Regions from separate parts of the Homo sapiens genome. Here region 2 is linked to region 1. The links are chromatin loops, found by intact Hi-C in ENCODE. Cell type or tissue: CD4-positive, alpha-beta T cell. All regions are shown on one strand. Links, peaks and the distances in the headings refer to the core of each region. The heading gives the core; the rest is flanking DNA.

What was found. Peaks named below come from ENCODE experiments on the same cell type or tissue, not always from the same donor. Only the 100,000 strongest peaks of a DNase experiment are listed, where the experiment ranks them.
Region 2: a loop joins it to region 1, with 2.2 times the contacts of the local background. A loop is called at or near these places in 16 of 110 quality-filtered maps.

The regions. Positions count from the first base shown.
Region 1 is chr7:142,518,928-142,521,846 of GRCh38, reverse strand. It overlaps TRB and TRBV5-7. Among named protein-coding and RNA genes, the nearest start is that of MIR11400, 46 kb to the right of the region's middle. In CD4-positive, alpha-beta T cell, for the core only: no CTCF peak of the experiment used is centred there; a DNase peak (open chromatin) is centred at 1,276; H3K27ac peaks cover 1,419 bases.
Region 2 is chr7:142,470,973-142,473,891 of GRCh38, reverse strand. It overlaps TRB. Among named protein-coding and RNA genes, the nearest start is that of MIR11400, 2.1 kb to the left of the region's middle. In CD4-positive, alpha-beta T cell, for the core only: no CTCF peak of the experiment used is centred there; no DNase peak of the experiment used is centred there.

The DNA.
Region 1 (2,919 bases), core at 179-2,678:
GACGGCCAAACCATTGAGGAGTCTGGTGGTCATGGCAGGGTCAAGGAATAATAGGCAAATTGTGGGGAGTTTTTCAACTTGCGCATTGGGAACATAATTCCTGGATGTCAGTAGAGTCAACTGATGATGCCACTGCCCCTGCCAGCCAGTGACTCTGCCCTCTGCCTGCTAGTCCTCCCTCTACCTGCTGCCACCTTCAACCTACAGTCAAGTCATAAACCTTCACCCATGTGGTCTCCACTCCTGGCTGCCTTTCTTCTACAAGGTAACAAACGGACAAGGTTCATGATCATTTGCCCTCCACTTACCTCTCCACCATCAGCTCTGGGGGTCTACTTTAGGGCTCTCTTTGACAGGCTATTACTTCTTCACTGAACATATGTCCTTCCCTCCCATTCCTAGGTCTCTATCTTATTTCTTACATAAGATATACTTCAGGTACATTTATTCTTAGTGGTGAAAATCCAAGCTTAAATTTTACTAGAATAAATTGATAAAACTACGCTTAGACATTTATATAAGAAAGCGGTTTTTGTCTACACACAAACAAAATTGATTTTAGTTTTTGTTGCATTAAATTAAACTCTTGTGCATCAAAAAAACACCATAAAAGTGAAAACATAAGCTGCAGACTGGGGAAAGACAAAGGGAATGCATATAAATGATTTTTAAAAAGTGTTAAATTTAACATTCCTCAAAGTTGCTAATGAAGAGGCCATAGTAATGACCCCTGAAGGCATCTGAGCGTCTACTGCAGCCCTGCTGGTCACTAGAGGGCAGTGCGAGGGCTCTGACTTACTGACCAGGATGCAGAAGGTGATGATGGAGCAGGGGGGTAGGTGGAAAATGGATGGACTAGTTTGTTTCCTACTTCTGATCCTTACAAGCCAAGAGACACTGGGGAAAATGACTCAATGTCCCTGAGCCTTCTATCTATAAAGGAAGAATAGAAATGTTTGATGTGCAAGAGTGTGGAAAGCCCTTAAGCTATGTAACAAATACGAAGAATCTAGCACGTATCTGGGGCTCAACAGTCACTCTTCTACTGAAGTTATCCAGGAAGTGACAAACTACAAGAAGTTGCAGCACAGAAGCAGGCACACTCAGGGCACAGGAAACCTGGGCTCTATTGGTTGGGAAAGGTCTGCCCTCAGTAGGACACAAGACATGCCTTCCAAACAACTAAAAGCTTCCCTTGAAGGAGTGAAACCTGGGTGGGGCCTGCAGTTCTCAAGTCAAAGCTAAGGCGGAAGTTTATATACAGAATGTCAGTGACTCTGCTGGGCTGTGCCAAGCTGCTGGCACAGAGATAGAGGGCCGAGTCCCCTAGCAACAAGGCGTTCACATTCAGCTCAGAGCTATAGTTAGGGAACTGGTGACCTGAGAATTGATCAGGGAAGTTTCCTCTTCCTCTCTCTTCTTTCTCATAATACTGAAAGATAAACTGGGGCCCCTGACCCAGGGCCTGTTGGTACGAGGACACACTGGTGTGCCCAGAGATAGGAGAGCATCTCAGAGTCACGTGCTGTCCTCTCGTTTTGATCAGGTGTGTGGGACTTTGGGTGACTCCAGCGTCCACTGGGCCTGTGGGAAAAGCAGATGTATAATGAGCACTGGAGACAGCCTGGAGGTCCTCCCCAAGGTAAAGTGGAGGACACAGGGGTGGGAAAGCTGAGAATGGAGCAGCTGTCCTGTGCCCGGGACTCACCTTCTCCTAGGGGACAAAGCAGCACCCAGCAGAGGAGCCCGGGGCCCATGGCACAGTGGGGCAGGCAGCACTGCACCTGATTCAGGGCTTGGTCCTCCTGGGAAAGAGCTGAGTGAGTTCTGGGCCTTGATTTTCCTGATGGGAGGGGTATGCTGTGATGTCACTGTCTTGTGTCTTCCCTATGCAGCCTTCCTTAGGTCTAGTGCTCCACGGACACTGGACTCTCTACCTGTCCTGCCGAGCTGGAGGGATGGGTGAAGGCAGAAGCTTCTGTGGTGATACAGTTGCTCCTCTGCCTAACTGCCCCAGCTCACAGGCTGCCCCATCACCCTATCACCCTCCTCTGACCTAGTGCTGCGGTGCTCCATGCTGGAGCTCGCACACCTGCCTATCAGCAGATGGTGAGGAGCCTGTGATTAAACCATCAGTTTCCAGCTCTTCCTTGCTCTCCTCACATCATCTTTCTGAAGCTAGATTCACACCAAGGTTTCTTACTATATTTTCCTGTCCCAGGCAACATTCCCAACCCATTTCCTGAGTGGCCAGCGGTACAGAGGCCCCAAGATTTAGTCCATCTGATCAGATCCAAAGCAGACCTGTGTTGTCTGTAAATTATTAAGAGTGCAGATTCCCCAGAAATAAATCTAGGGCCTTATCAGCTCACACCACAGACCTAGCCAGCTTTGGACTCAACACCCTCAAGGCCATCCTATATGTAGTGCTCTGGAAAGTTTATGTTAATCCCTCCAGATCCACCCTGCCTTCACAGGCTGACTCCAGTGTATCATGTTAACTGTCTCCTCTTTTCTCTAACTTCAGAGTGAGTTTGGCTTATGGGAGACAGGACAGCAGAGGGAGGTAGTGTCACCATCTGTGCTGGTTTGCAAAATCTATTCCCTTGGCTGCCTTCTTGCTGGGTTAAATTGCCTGGTGCCTAAAAGTAGTCACACAGTGGCCTGAATGCTTTGCAGCTTAGATATTTCTTTCAGCAGATATCCTAGCTAATGGCTCATAATTTTATATTCCATAAAGTCCTAGAACAGGACACAATGTTGCCAAGGTTTTTGCTACTTATGAGAAGGATGGCATTTACTTCAATTTCTGATACCTTGTTCCTCATTTCCCCCTGAGCTTTCACCAGAAATGCCCTTAATGCTCTGTTTTCAGCAATCTAGGCTTTTGCTAGTCTGCTTCTCTGAATTCTTCCAACC
Region 2 (2,919 bases), core at 280-2,779, 48 kb after region 1:
TGGCTCATTGCTTTGGGCTCCCGTGCTGTCTGGAGCCAGAGGCCTCACACTGCATCTCTGAGTTCATCTTCTCATCCTACAGCCACTCCTCTGTCTGCTGGGCATGTCTTGTAGGATGTGCCAACAGCATCCCCAAAACAAGGCACCAAGGCATTAGCTCATTGTCTATCCTGCAATTCAGGGTCCCCTCTGCCATCCCCATTTATGCCCCAGCCTCCTCCATTCCCTCAGTCACACGTGCCCAACGGGGCAGCCCCATCACTTGGGTTACCTCACGAACTGCCCTCATGCCTTTCTTCTGGGATCATTTCCCACCTTTCTTAACTGTAATTCAGAAAAGAAACCTTGATAGCAAACTCACAGCGGTCATTTTTCATGTTCCCCTTCTAAAAGTTATTTTTTTTAATCAATCTTACCTTAAATGAAGGAGAATGATAATTGAGCTAATGGTTATTTTTACCACTGTCTTAACTTACTGTTGTTCTCCATCTATTCCTATGGGACGTATTTGTCTTTTCTTTCTGATGGCTTTCAAAATCTTCTCTTTGTCCGTCATGTTCTACAATTTGCTTATGACTTGACTGCCTTATTTGAGATTCATTGTGATTCTGGAAACTCTGAATTTAGGTCCTTAAACACCTCAAAAAACTTCTCAGCTAACATCTCATAAATATCACTTCATAACATTCTACCTATTTTATCTGTCTGAAAATTCAATCATATGCAACAAAAAATGGGAAATTATGAAAAATATGCATATTCTAATATATGGGAAACATCCATTTTTTTCTTCCCTGTTCTCTAACTTCTTTCATATTTCACTTTTCATTTTCCATGCTGCATTCTAGATCACTCCTGCAGATCCATCTTTGAAATCACTAAAAATCTCTGTAGGAGGAGCTAATCAACTGTTTGACTTTCCATTTTGTTTTCAGTGATTGTATGAGGCATTCCTAGATATATTTTTTGACAATTGTTATGAAAGTTGATGGTTTCAGGCATTGTCTTTTTCCTAGTTTCAGTTCCCCGTCATGTTCATTTAAATGTAGCTCACCAAACTTTCATATCTTATAATGCCAACATTTCGAGTCTTCAGGTTTGCACTTCAAATGTTTGTTGCTTGTGCTCATGTTTCCTCATTGCTATCTCCTAATATTCTTCATACTGGGAATCCATTTGTTCGATGGTAGTCTGTGACATTCCAGTGAGGCCCAGAGTGAGAGTGAATAACACTAAGAGTCAGTCATTTTGCAGCCATCTCCAGTCTAACTCCCTAATGTATGGCGCCAATAACTGCTGCACTCTAGGCTGCCAAATACACACATGACAAAGGTCGGTAGGGTCAAAAATGCTCTCAGGACACTCCCAAGGAAAAATTCAGAATAGAATTCAAATTTTCTAATTATTTTTAATAAAGCTCTTTCATAAATAAATGCCATTAAGCCATGTAGTCATCATGACATTTTCTTCTAAGGAGAAATTACACATACATATTTATAAATACATATATACTCATACATATATAGACCCTCTGGGTGAGAGAGACTTCAGACACAGTATTAAAAGAAAAGTTAGTCACCAGCGTCTGGAACATCTACATACAAATTGTGTCCACATTCACCTGGGCAGCACAGGTGTCCCCCGGAGAGGAGTCCATGGACCGTGGCAGGTCGAGACAGTTGTGTGATCTGATGCCTTAATCTGGGAGAATCCATCCTGTGCTGGATTGTGTTAAGTCAACTTTGCAAATGAAGAGTCTGACTTTCCCAGAATGCCATTTCTGTTATCATTCTGGTTAGAGATGGTCAAGGATACATTTGGTAAAATTTAGAAGACAGATATAAAACAGTCACTATAACAATTGGCAAGTCATTGTGGTCAGACAGTGAGAGTCAGTGACCAGCAGATACAGAGGCATCCAACAGACCTCGGAAGTCCTGTTCCTTCTGCACCCTGTGTCCAGTTCATCTTCCCAAATGTTGGCCAACAGCAGCCAGGCTGCCCACAGTGTTTGGCAGTGCACCTGCAGGGGTGGCCCCCATAGACAAGGAACAGCTTCCCCAGAAGCAGGTTTCCTTGGCCTTTTCCTGTGCTCCCGGCTCAAGGTCCCACTGCATGTCCTGGTATGCTCTGATCCTCTCATGTCCCTGCCACTCTAGCCTGTCCTGCCCAGAGCTTCAGGAGCCCTGACTACTGACTGGCTCCCTCACCTTCTGACTTCTCTCCTCCAGACCTTGTCTTCCTCAGCTCCTCCCACATATGCATAAAGTCTAATTCTGATCATAAATCTGTTACACTCTCAAACTTGTAGTGGCCCTGTTTTATTGATGCAAACCTAATGGAGATTTTCTTACCAGAAGTGGTTTCAAGGAACAACCTTTAAGGATGGAATTCTAGAAGTGGATCTCTGATCTGTCTAGATTTGTTGTGGGGAAAGACCCTGAAAGAGAGCACAGAGACCTGGAGGAGGTCAGGTACTGCAGCCACAAGAGAAAGCCTTGAGCCAGATGTGGCCGCCATGATAGTGATTCCCCATCAATTTCCAAGATCGACCTGAGCCCAGCAATCAAAGGGGTGGGCTTTCTTGTACTTAATGCTAGACCTCTGCCAGTTTACAGTAGATGTAGTGTGTTCCTACTATTGGTTCGTCCACCCACTCATCACTCATTCAGCCTCTCGTTCACTCATCCATTCTCTGTGAAATGGGTATCCCCACACACCAGGCACTGATGTTGTTAATGCAGCAGGCACAGCCTTAGCTCTCATGGGCTCAAAAATTGAGTGGAGAGGCCGGGCACGGTGACTCACGCCTGTAATCCCAGCACTTTCGGAGACCGAGGCAGGTGGTTCATGAGATCAGGAGATCGAGACCATCCTGGCCAACATGGTGAAACCGCATCTCTACTAAAAATACAAAAA